Linked DNA regions of Homo sapiens: region 2 is linked to region 1. Evidence: read pairs that join two places in POLR2A ChIA-PET (ENCODE). Cell type or tissue: PC-9. All regions are shown on one strand. Links, peaks and the distances in the headings refer to the core of each region. The heading gives the core; the rest is flanking DNA.

The links. ChIA-PET counts read pairs that join two places held together with the same protein. Peaks named below come from ENCODE experiments on the same cell type or tissue, not always from the same donor. Only the 100,000 strongest peaks of a DNase experiment are listed, where the experiment ranks them.
Region 2: POLR2A ChIA-PET joins it to region 1 with 9 read pairs; 2 of 35 experiments call an interaction of 5 or more read pairs at or near these places.

The regions. Positions count from the first base shown.
Region 1 is chr19:46,681,083-46,687,695 of GRCh38, forward strand. PRKD2 (protein kinase D2) reads right to left here. Exons shown (of 18, transcript NM_016457.5): 15 at 568-666. Among named protein-coding and RNA genes, the nearest start is that of DACT3, 23 kb to the left of the region's middle. In PC-9, for the core only: no CTCF peak of the experiment used is centred there; no DNase peak of the experiment used is centred there.
Region 2 is chr19:46,543,185-46,549,797 of GRCh38, forward strand. It overlaps the pseudogene PPP5D1P. Among named protein-coding and RNA genes, the nearest start is that of PNMA8B, 51 kb to the left of the region's middle. In PC-9, for the core only: no CTCF peak of the experiment used is centred there; a DNase peak (open chromatin) is centred at 3,477.

The DNA of each region.
Region 1 (6,613 bases), core at 799-5,798:
AGCTGGGACTACAGGCGCACACCACCACGCCCCGCTAATTTTTTTTTGTATTTTTAGTAGAGAAGGGGTTTCACCGTGTTAGCCAGGATGGTCTCGATCTCCTGACCTCGTGAACTGCCCGCCTCGGCCTCCCAAAGTGCTGGGATTACAGGCGTGAGCCACCGCACCCAGTCTTTTTTTTTTTTTTTTAAGAGACAGCTCTCACTCTGTTATTCAGGCTGGAGTGCAGTGGCACAATCATAGCTCACTGCAGCCACCAACTCCTGGGCTCAAGCAATCCTCCCATCTCAGCCTCCTAAGCAGCTAGGACTATAGGCGCACGCCACCATTCCCGGCTATTTTTTTTTTCATTTTTTGTATAGATGAGGTCTCGCTATGTTGCCCAGGCTGGTCTCAAACTCTTGGGCTCAAATGATCCTCCTGCCTCAGCCTCTCAAAATGCTGATTACAGGCAAGAGCCACTGTGCCTCGCCCCCACATCTTGATTAGTATAATCCCCTTCCCCACCCCCACCCCGGCCATCAGTGTTGCCTGGATTTCCCCAAATCAGGAGGGGACATAACTGACCTGAGGAAATGGGTCTGCTGATGCCAGCAACACGTTTTCTGGTTTCAAGTCACAGTGGACAATGTTCTTGAAGTGAAGGTGTCTCAAAGCCACCAGGATCTGAGGGGAGCAGATGGGCCCAGTAAGAAAGGTAGATAGGTACTCAGCCAAATCCCAACCTCAGCAGCCAGCCCTCCAAACCCATCCATACTTTTTTTTTTTTTTTTTTGAGACAGAGTCTCGCTCTGTAGCCCAGGCTGGAAGTGCAGTGGCATGATCTCAGCTCACTGCAACCCCTACCTCCTGGGTTCAAGTGATTCTCCTGCCTCAGCCTCCCAAGTAGCTGGGACTACAGGCGTGCACCACCATGCCCAGCTAATTTTTTTTTTTCTTTTTGAGGCGGAGTCTCACTCTGTCGCCTGGGCTGGAGTGCAGTGGCACGATCTCGGCTCACTGCAACCTCTACCTCCAGGGCTCAAGTGAGTCTCCTGCCTCAGCCTCCCGAGTAGCTGGGATTACAGGCGCTGGCCACTATGCCCAGCTAATTTTTTCTATTTTTAGTAGAGATGGGGTTTCACCATGTTGGCCAGGCTGGTCTCAAACTCCTGACCTCGTGATTTCCCCACCTCGGCCTCCCAAAGTGCTGGGATTACAGGCGTGAGCCACCGGGCCCAGACTTGCTCTGATAATTTTTTCTTTTATTTTTAGTAGAGACAGGGTTTCACCATGTTGACCAGGCTGGTCTCAAACTCCTGGACTCAAGTGATCCACCCACCTTGGCCTCCCAAAATGCTGGGATTACAGGCGTGAGTGAGCCACTGCGCCTGGCCCCATCCATGCCTTCCTACACACCCCTGCAGACACCCCAGCCAGGGAAACAGGAGGCACTGGAGCACCAAAGAATCTCAGAATCATAGAACCATTTACATCTGAGAGATAAGAGTTAAATGTAAACTAGAAAGTCTGGGCTAGATGAGTGGGGCTGTGAAGATCCCAAGATCTTCTAGCATGTGGTAAACTCCTGAATGCTACTGACAGAGCAGGCATTTCCAAGATCCAACTATGTGATTCTATTTTTTTTTTTTTTTTTTTTTTGAGACAGAGTCTTGCTCTGTCACTCAGGCCAGAGCACAGAGGCGGGATCACAGCTCACTGCACCTCGACCTCCCAGGCTAAATCCATCCTCCCACCTCAACCTCCCTAGTAACTGGGATTATAGGCACACACCATCACACCTGACTAATTTTTGTATTTGTAGAGACAGTGTCTCACCATGTTGCCCAGGCTGGTCTCAAACTCCTGCACTCAAGTGATCCACCCACCTCAGCCTCCCAAAGTGCTTGGATAACAGGCGTGAGCCACCCCACCTCACCCATTTTTTTTTTGAAGAGATGGAGTCTCCCTCTGTCACCCAGGCTGAAGTGCAGTATCATTCTACAGCCTCAAACTCCTGGGGTTAAGTGATCCTCCAGCCTCAGTCTCCCAAATAGCTAGGACTACAGGCATGTGCCACCACCACCATGTCGGGCTTTGATTCCTTTTTTTTTTTTTTTTTTGAGAAGGCCTCCTGATTCTCCTGCCTCAGCCTCCTGAGCAGCTGGGATTACAGGCACACACCACCATGCCCGGCTAATTTTTGTATTTTTAGTAGAGACGGGGTTTCATCATGTTGGTCAGGCTGGTCTTGAACTCCTGACCTCGTGATCCACCAACCTTGGCCTCCCAAAGTGCTGGGATTATAGGCGTGAGCCACTGTGCCCAGCCTGATTTCATTTTTAAAAAAAATATTTTTCATCCTTACAAAAAACTTTGGCTGGGCATGGTGACTCATGCCTGTAATCTCAGCACTTTGGAAGGCTGAGGCAGGTGGATCACCTGAGGTCAGGAGTTAGACACCATCCTGGCCAACATAGCAAAACCCTGCCTCTATTAAAAATACAAAAATTAGGCGTGGTGGTGGGCGCCTGTAGTCCCAGCTACTCGGGAGGCTGAGGCAGGAAAATCGCTTGAACTGGAGAGGTGGAGGTTGCAGTGAGTCGACATCGCGCCATTGCACTCCAGCCTGGGCGACAGAGTGAGATGCCATCTCAGAAAAAAAAAGAGTACCAACCTTACAGGTTGCTATAAGGTTTAAAGCATATCTAAAGATGCATGTAAAACGCTTAGGATAGCTAACCACTGTATGTTAGCTGTTACTGTTGTTGTTATTAGTTATTATTTTTGTGATGGCTTGTTGGTAAATATATTTGTTTGTGTCTCTTAAATAAAGCTTCTCCTGCTGTATCTGTTCCTATGATAAGGTGAGCTGATTAAAAAAAAAATTACCATTTGTAACCATTCATCTGTGAGAATCATATTTCTTGATTCTCTGTAACTCAAAATGCCAAGTACACCAGAAGCAATTGTACAACTGCAATTATTATCTGTCTCGGAGTTTAAATACTTGTGTATCTGTCTCAGAGTTTAAATACTTGTGTTTATTCTGATTGTTTTCTTTTTTAAAAAAATCTTTTTGTAGAGATGGCATCTCGCTATGTTGCCCAGGCTGGTCTTAAACTCCTGGCCTCAAATGATCTTCCCACCTCAGCTACCCAAACCTTGAGATAATAGGCACGACCCACCATGCCTGACCAACCTCCTCATTCTACAGACTGGGAGACCAAGCTGGAAAGATGCATGTGTTGTATATGTCATCTCCAGATTGTTTTTTTGAGATGGAGTCTCACTCTGTTGCCCACGCTGGAGTGCAACGGCATGACCTCGACTCACCACAAATTCCACCTCCCAGGTTCAAGCAATTCTTGTGCCTCAGCCTCCCCAGTAGCTGGGATTACAGGTGAATGCCACCACACCTGGCTAATTTTTGTATTATTAGTAAAGATGGGATTTCACCATGTTGGCCAGGCTGGTCTCAAAACTCCTGACCTCAGGTGATCCATCTGCCTTGGCCTCCCAAAGTTCTAGGATGACAGGCGTGAGCCACCTCGCCCCGCCCATTTCCAGATTTTGTCAGTTGATTTTCTCCCAGTTCATGTGAACAAAGAGGGCAGGTTAGGCCGGGCACGGTGGCTTACGCCTGTAATCCCAGCACTTTGGGAGGCTGAGGCGGGCAGATCACGAGATCAAAAGTTCAAGACCAGCCTGATCGACATGGTGAAACCCCATCTCTACTAAAAATACAAAAATCAGCCAGGAATGGTGGCGTGTGCCTGTGTTCCCAGCTACTCAGGAGGCTGAGGCAGGAGAATCATTTGAACCTGGGAGGCAGAGGTTGCAGTGAGCTGAGATAGCGCCACTGCACTCCAGCCTGGGCAACAGAGCGAGACTCCATCTCAAAAAAAAAAAACATTGGCCGGATATGGTGGCTCACGCCTGTAATCCCAGCATTTTGGGAGGCTGAGGCGGGTGGATCACGAGGTCAGAAGTTCAAGACTAGCCTGGCCAACATAGTGAAACCCCGTCTCTACTAAAAATACAAAAATTAGCCCGGTGTACTGGGACGCACCTGTAGTCCCAGCTACTCAGGAGGCTGAGGTGGGACAATTGTTTGAACCTGGGAGGCAGAGGTTGCAGTGAGCTGAGACTGTACTATTGCACTCCAGCCTGGGTGACAGAGTGAGACTTCGTCTCAAAAAAAAAAAAAAAAAAAGAAAAGAAAGAGGGCAGGTTGGAAGCTAGATAGATCCAGACTCAAATCTTGGCTGGAAAGCTACTTGGCTGTGACCTCGAGGGAGACTGCTATCTCCCTGAGCCTCAGTTTCCTCATCTATAAAATGGGGTTTATAACAATACCTACCTCCTAGGATGGTGGTGAGGCCTACATAAGCTCAGGAGGTAAAGGGCTTAGCACAGGGCTTAGGTGTGGGGCAGGCAAGAGCCCAGAAAGCAGAAATCTGCAGAGAGAGAGAGAGAGAGAAAGAAGAGCGAGCAGGCAAAAAGAGAGGAAGAGATGAAGGCCAGAAAGAGAAACCCCCTCAGCTGCTGAAAGCAGCCACCTGTGAGAACCATGATTCCTTTCCACACCTGAAGTCTGGATGTGGCCGGGCACGATGGCTCATGCCTGTAATCCCAGCACTTCAGGAGGCTGAGGCAGGCAGATGACTTGAGGTCAGGAGTTTGAGACTGGCCTGGGCAACATGATGAAACCCCATCTCTACTAAAATTACAAAAATTAGCCAGGCATGGTGGCACACACCTATAATCCCAGCTACTCGGGAGGCTGAGGTAGGAGAATCACCTGAACCCAGGGGGCAGAGGGTGCAGTGAGCCGAGATCGTGTCACTGCGCTCCAGCCTGGGCAACAAAGCGAGACTCTGTCTCAAAAATACATAAATAATAAAGTCTGGATGAGGGTGCATCAGTGGGTTTCTGTCCCCACCCCATAAGCCAGCCTGACAAACACAGGCACACTGCCTGAGAGGATAAGGGTGCTGGGCCAGGGTAAAGGGAACACAGCAACGATGGCTCTGAGACCCACAGAGATGTCTCAGAAGAAGGCAAGGCACCCACCAGAAGGAAGCCTTTCTAGGAAGGATGTGAAACACAGAAACCACACAAGGGGATATTTAACATCGTAAAAGTTCCACTCTATGGCCGGCTGGACGCAGTGGCTCATGCCTGTAACCCAGAACTTTGGGAGGCTGCAGCAAGAGGACCACTTAAGCCCAGGAGTTCGAGACCCAACATGGCAAGACCCTGTCTCTACAAAAACATAAAAAAAAATTAGCCAGGTGTAATGGCTCATGCCTGTGGTTCCAGCTAACTCAGGAGACTGAGATGGGAGGATCGCTCGAGCCCAGGAGTTCAAGACCAGCCTGGGCAACATGGCGAGACCTTGTCTCTACAAAAACATTAAAAAAAAAAAAAAAAAAAATTAGCTGGACGTGGTGGCTCATGCCTGTGGTTCCAGTTAACTCAGGAGGCTGAGATAGGAGAATTGCTTCAGCCTAGGAGTTTGAGGCTGCAGTGAACTATGATTACACCACTGCACTCCAGCCTGGGTGACAAAATGAGACCCTGTCTCAAAAAAAAAAATAAAATAGGCCAGGCGCGGTGGCTCACACCTGTAATCCCAGCACTTTGGGAGGCCGAGGCGGGTGGATCACGAGGTCAGGAGATCGAGACCATCCTGGTTAACACAGTGAGACCCTGTCTCTACTGAAAATACAAAAAATTAGCCGGGCGTGGTGGTGGGCACCTGTAGTCCCAGCTACTTGGGAGGCTGAGGTAGGAGAATGGTGTGAACCTGGGAGGCGGAGCTTGCAGTGAGCCGAGATGGTGCCACTGCACTCCAGCCTGGGCAATAGAGCAAGACTCCGTCTCAAAAAAAAATAAAAAATAAAATAAATAAAACCCTATGGTAAATAAAAACTAAATATAAAATAAAGAGGCAAACACTGGGATAAAACCATTGAACAATATAAGTGATAAGAATCTAATGTGCACCTCCACCAAAAAAAAAGAAACGCAGAACAGAGGCCGGGCACAGTGGCTCACACCTGTAATCCCAGAACTTTGCGAGGCTGAGGCCGAGTCAGGAGGATCACTTGAGCCCAGGAGTTGAAGACCAGCCTGGGCAACATAGCAAGTCTTTATAAAAATGTCTTTATAAAAATTAGCTGGGTGTGATGGCTGATGCCTGTTGTCTCAGCTACTCAGGAGGCTGAGGCAGGAGAATTGCTTGAACCCGGGAGGTCAAGGCTGCAGTGAGCCATGATTGTACCACTGCACTCCAGCTCGGGTGACAGAGCGAGACCCTGTCTCAAAAAAACAAACAAAAAGCACAGGCACACAAGGAAAATCTGTTTGAATGTAACACAAATGAGTTTGACATCACTAGTTAAAAGCAAAGATCCTAGGTTCAAATCCCACCAGCTATGTGACCCTGGACAAGATATTTGATGTCTCTGACCCTCAGTTTCTTCAACCATAAAAGGGGATTGATAATAATAGCACCTACTGCACAGGTTACTATGAAGATTAAATGAGTTTGAAGAGTGCTTGGCACATAGTAAGTGCTCAATAAATGTTAGTGACCACATTATTTATCATCACCATTATCAGCCTC
Region 2 (6,613 bases), core at 910-5,909, 140 kb before region 1:
TTTTGTTGTGAGACGGAGTTTCGCTCTTGTCGCCCAGGCTGGAGTGCAATGGCGTGATCTCGGCTCACCACAGACTCCGCCTCCTGGGTTCAAGCGATTCTCCTGCCTCAGCCTCCCGAGTAGCTGGAATGACAGGGGTCCGCCACCGCACGTGGCTAATTTTGTATTTTTAGTAGAGACAGGGTATATCCATGTTGGTCAGGCTGGTCTTGAACTCCCGACTTCCACCCACCTCCGCCTCCCAAACTGTTGGGATTACAGGCGTGAGCCACCACTCCCGGCCAAAAATATAACTTTTAAAAATAGGCTGGCGTGGTGGCCCGCACCTGTAGTCCCAGCTACTCGGGAGGCTGAGGCAAGAGGATCCCTTGAGCCTAGGAGGTAGAGGCTGCGGTGAGCTATGATGGCGCCGCTGCACTCCAGCCTGGGTGACAGAACGAGACCCTGTCTAAACAAACAAACAAACAAACAAACAAGTGACACCGCCAGGCCTGGATCTACATTTTAAGGGAACCAGCAGATTCCGTCGTGATCTCTTTGGCTCCCAGGCTACTGTGTAAGAATTGCAACTCCCCAGCCGGGCGCGGTGGCTCACGCCTGTAATCCCAGCACTTTGGGAGGCCAAGGCGGCGGATCACGAGGTCAGGAGATCGTGACCATCCTGGCTAACACGGTGAAACCCCGTCTCTACTAAAAATACAAAAATTAGCCGGGCGTGGTGGCAGGCGCCTGCAGTCCCAGCTACTCGGGAGACTGAGGCAAGAGAATGGTGTGAACCCAGGAGGTGGAGCTTTCAGTGAGCCCAGATCGCGGCCACTGCACTCCAGCCTAGGCGACAGAGCGAAACTCCGTCTCAAATAAATAAATAAATAAATAATAAAAAAAGAATTGCAGCTCCCCTAAGAGCATGGAGCTGTGAGAAGGCCCAGGAGAATTGAAGCTTCCAGACATGGGAGTGAAGAAGCCATCTTGGAGGTGGGTCCTCCAGCCCTCATCACATGATGCCACGTGGAACAGAAATGAACATCCAGTCAAACCCTTTTCACATTCCTGACCCACAAAATCCTGAACAAGCTTGGGAATTAAGCTATTACTGTGCCATTTTTTGTTGTTGTTGTTTTTGTTTTTTCTTTTTGTTTTGTTTTGGGTTTTTTTTTTTTTTTTTTTTTTTGGTTTTCTGGGTTTTATTTGAGATAGAGTTCTGCTCTTGTTGCCCAGGCTGGAGTGCAATGGCACTATCTCGGCTCACTGCAACCTCCGCCTCCTGGGTTCAAGTGATTCTCCTGCCTCAGCCTCCTGAATAGCTGAGATTACAGGTGCCCACCACCACGCCCGGCTAATTTTTGTATTTTTAGTAGAGACAGTGTTTCGCCACGTTGGCCAGGCTGGTCTCAAACTCCTGACCTCAAGTGATCCGCCCACCTCGGCCTCCCAAAATGCTGGGATTACAGGCGTGAGCCACCGCCTGCGGCCATTGTGCCACTTTTATAGAGGAGGAGATTGAGGTTCAGAGGCCCAGTTGATGGTCCAAGATCACACACTGGGAAGTACTGGAACCAGGGTTATGAAATCCTGTCTGCTTGGCTGCAAAGCCTCTACTCTTCCACACTGCATTATTTAGGAAGACAGACAGGCTTTGGGCACGAGCGTGGGCCTCACTGAGGGGAGAGGGGCCTTCTGGCCTCAGTAATATCCCTGTTCCCTTCTCTGACTGTCACTTCCCCCTTAGAGACAGAGTTTCTGCAGAGTGGAGTCTCTTCTCACGCCTGGGAGAGTTTGTGCAGGAGACATGAGAGCTGAAGATCTGGCACCACCTTTGCCTTAAAGACAAAAGGTGACATTTGGGAAAAGCATGCCACTCTTCGAGTGGTACTTAAGGATCCATGGGCTGAATCTGCCTTTTTTTCCCCAACTGATTTGGCAAGGACCTTCAAATAAATCCAGTGGAGCTTCTTGGGGCAGCATGGCCCACTCTCAAGAGTTTAGCCTTTGAGTCATGTGTGGTGGCTCGTGCCTATAATCCCAGCACTTTGGGAGGCCGAGGCAGGCTCACTTGAGGTCAGGAGTTCAAGACCAACCTAGCCAACATGGTGAAACCCCATCTCTGCTAAAAATACAAAAATCAGCTGGGCATGGTGGCAGGCACCTGTAATCCCAGCTACTCAGGAGGCTGAGGGAGGAGAATCGCTTGAACCCAGGAGGCAGAGGTGGCAGTGAACTGAGATCGCACTACTGTACTCCAGCCTGGGCAACAGAGCAAGACTCTGTCTCAAAAAAAAAAAAAAAAAAAAGAGAGAGAGAGAGAGAATTTAGCCTTTGGACTCGCACAGATCTAGGTTCAAACTCCAGCTTTGCTACTGCAGCCTCAGCGCACTTATCTGTAGAATGGGATTTCAAAATGATGTCTGCTTCTCAAAGTTGCTTTGAGAATTTGCTGATATTTTGTCTTTAAAATACTTCATTGTGTGCTGCCTTACACAAAGATCAGAATCTCTGAAAGGACAGGACAGGAACTTTTTACTCACTCACTGCTTCACTCACTGCTGTATGCCCAGTGCTTTCAAAAGCACCTGGGGCTGGGCGCGGTGGCTCATGCCTATAATCCCAGCAGTTTGGGAGGCAGAAGAGAGCAGATAACCTGAGATCAGGAGTTCAAGACCAGCCTGGCCAACATGGCAAAACCCCGTCTCTACTAAAAATCCAAAAAAAAAAAAAATTAGCCAGGCATGGTGGCGCATGCCTGTAATCCCAGCTACTCAGGAGGCTAAGGCATGAGAATTGCTTGAACCCGGGAAGCGGAGGTTGCAATGATCCGAAATCAAGCCACTGCACTCCAGCCTAGGCTCCATCTCATAAAAAAAAAATAATTAAAAACAGTAAAAATAAATAAAAAGCACTCAGCGTGGGATTTTCAATAAATAGTTACTGAATGAGTAAATCAAAAGCAGTCAATGTTACATATGATGATCAGGGCATTTTCAGTTGCAAGCAACAGAAATCTAAGTCAAACTGGCTAAAGGAGAAACAAAAATTCACTGGCCATCTTATTGTAAGACAATAGTGTAGCTTAAACAATAAAAACAAATTGAATTCTCTTTCCCATAGTAGCTCCGGGGTGAATGACCTTGTGAGGCTGTGCGTGTGGCCATCATTCAGGAACCCAGATTCTTTCGGATTGTTGCTTAAAGTGTAGTCCCGAGACCAGCAGCAGCCTCTGGCAATTCATAGGAAATGCACATTCCCAGGTTCCCCCAAGACCTACTAAGTCGGAAGCTCCGGGGGCAGGACCCAGAAAACTGTGCCCTAACAAACTCTCCAGGGAATTCTGATGCCCACTTTGAGAGCCACTGACCTCATGCTCTGTCAGCATTTGCATAATTGAATGTGCCACCTCTGAGTGACTTGGTGAAAGGGAAAAAAGAGAAAGTTCAGAGCAAGACATTTCCTTGAAAGCAGGTAAAGTGGAAATTGCGCAAGTCATGTCCAACTGCAAGCCACTGGGGAGGACCCAGTCATGTGGCTGCAGCCAACCTCAAGGGAGGCTGGGAAATGTAGTCCCCAGCCAGGCAGCCATGTGCCTGAGGAGAAGAGGAGATGGGCTTTTGCTGTCCAAAGGTTTTTGTTTGTTTGTGTTAAGAGACAGGACCTCACTCAGTTCCCCAGGCTGGAGTGCAGTAGCTGCAGCCTCAATCTCCCAGGCTCAAGGGAGCCTCCTGTCTCAGCCTCTCAAGTAGCTGGGACTACAGGTGCATGCCACCATACCCAGCTAATTTTTGCATTTTTTTAGAGACTAGGTCTCAACATATTGCCCAGGCTGGTCTCAAACTCCTGGGCTCCATTCACCTGGGCCTTCCAAAGTGCTTGGATGACAGGCATGAGCCACCACTCTAAGCCCCTGTCCAAAGCTTAAGACTGCTGCAGCCATACTCCTCAGGGTCCCAAAGTCTTCCTTGTTACCTGAAAGCAGAAATAAATAGTTCTGAGGTGCCAGCAGTTTTCATGGACACCTCCCCAGGTGATATGATTAGGCTTCATGTCCCCACCCAAATCTCATCTTGAATTGTAATCGCCATAATCCCCATGAGTCAAGGGAGAGACAGATGGAGATAATTGAATCATGGGGGTGGTTTCCCCTATGCTATTCTCATGATAGTGAGTGAGATCTAATGGTTTTGTAAGGGGCTCTTTCCCCTTTACTGGGCACTTCTCCTTCCTGCCGCTTTGTGAAGAAGGTGCCTTGCTTCCCCTTTGCCTTCAGCCATGATTGTAAGTTTCCTGAGGCCTCCCTAGCCATGTGGAACTGTGAGTCAATTACACCTCTTTCCTTTATAAATTACCCAGTCTCAGGCAGTTCTTCACAGCAGTGTGAAAACGGACTAATAGGCCAGGCGCAGTGGCTCACGCCTGTAATCCCAGCAGGGGAGGCTGAGGTGGGTGGATCATGAGGTCAGAAGTTCGAGATCAGCCTGGTCAATATGGTGAAACCCTGTCTCTACTAAAAATACAAAAATTAGCTGGGCCTGGTGGCACACACCTGTAATCCCAGTTACTTGGGAGGCTGAGGCAGGAGAATCACTTGAACCCAGGAGGCGGAGGTTGCAGTGAGCTGACATCATGCCATTGCACTCCAGCCTGGGCAACAGAGAGAGACTCCATCTCAAAAAAAAAAAAAAAAAAGAAAGGAAAAGAAAAGAAAATGGTCTAATACACCAGGGCACGGCCAAAAGGGTCCTTAAAGGTTTTGCTCCCCAGCATCAGTTTAACCACCTGGAAACAAGAGGCCAGAAATTGCTGCAGGCAGGGAACAGAGGTCTTATGCTATGGACTGAATTGTGTCCCCTTATCCCCAAAATTCATATGTTGAAGCCCCAACCCCCAATACGACTGTATCTGGAGATAAGAGTCTTTAGGAGGTAATTAGGTTAAATAAAGTCACAAGGTAGGATCCTAATCTGATAGGACTATGACCTTATAAGAAGAGAAAGGGCCAGGTGCAGTGGTTCATGCCTGTAACCCCAGCACTTTGGCAGGCTGAGGCTGGAGGATCACTTGAGCCCAGGAGTTCGAGACCAGCCTGGGCAACAGAGTGAGACCCCACTTCTAAAAAAATAAAAAATATTTTTTTTAAAAAGAGAAGAGAAAGCTGTCTCCCTGACCATGTGAGGACATAGTGAGAAGGTGGCTGTCTGCAAACCAAGAAGACAGCCCTCCTCAGAACCTGAACATGCTGGCACCCTGATCTCACATTTGCAGCCTCCAGAACTGTGAGAAAACAGAATTCTGTTGTTTAAGCCACCCAGTCTGTGGTATTGTCTTACGGCACTCTGAGCTGACTTAAGACAGTCCAGAGGGGAGACATTGTTAGGAGAAGAGGCCTCTAAGAAGGTGAAGAGCGTGCCTGAGACCCTTCCCAGTGTAGCTCCGGCAGTCCTCAGCCTCAGTCTTCCCTGGGTCCTTGTGGATGACAAAGAAGCCCCCATCACAAAGAAGCACCATTGATTGGGTCTGCAAAAGACCCAGTGGGACTCACAGGAGCTCACATCAGGGTCACTGGAGTCAAGGGCCTCCATACCACAGGCTCACCACATCTGGGATCTCACCACTCGCACTAAATATGGGAATAGGAAACCTCACCCAGTGTGGGTCCCAAGGAGCAGGCTTCTAGTCTGGGAAATCATGTCTCTTTTGATGGCACTCGCAGTTCCTCCTTCCCTGGCTCTAGTCTACACTTATTACTGTGCTCTACAAAGCCCTGTGTGTCTAACTCCTGCATAGTAATCCAAGTAGCAGAAACACTTTCTTTTTATTAAAATTCATTCTCCCATTCCTCCCTTTAGTAATAAGATGATTGTGGCTGCCCAATTAGAAACAACATCTGGGCTGGTCATGGTGGCTCATGCCTGTAATCCCAGCACTTTGGGTGGCCAAGGTGGGAGGATTGCTTGAGCCCAGGAGTTCGAGACCAGCCTTGGCAGTGTAGCAAGACCCCATCTCTAAGAAAGAAAGAAAGAGAGAGAGAGACAGAGAAAGAAAAAAAGAAACAAAACACCTGCCAGCCTTCCTGATAACTAAGTAAGCTCATGCACCTAAGTTCAAGCCCTTATGAGCTCAAGTGATGTGTACAGCTTCTGGTCAGTTCCTATAAATAAAGATGCTGGCCCTTGACTGTCTTCCTTTCTCCTTCCTGGCTGGGGAACAACTACAGCAGGAACATAACTAAAGAGAGAAGCCATTTCTTAAAGATATCAAAGCCAATTCACAAGCCTGAACACCCTCATGAAGCAAAAGTGTCTGCCTGCCCCAGACCAGCCACCTACCTTTGGATAGAGGGAGAGAGAGAGAGAGAAAAAAGTTCATCTTAGTTAAGCCACAGTCTTTCATTAGCTATTTTCACTGTCTTAAACTCTCTTTTATATTTTTCTTCTTTTATTTTCTCTGTGCCTCAGTCTAGATATTTTCTAGTGGCCTGACTTCCAGCTCATTCATCCTGCCTTCTGCTGTGTCTAATCTGTTGTTAAAGCACATTGACTGAATTCCTTGTTATTATTATTTGTATAAATTTAAGGGGTGCAAGTGCAGTTTTGTTACATGGATATATTGCATAGTGGTGACA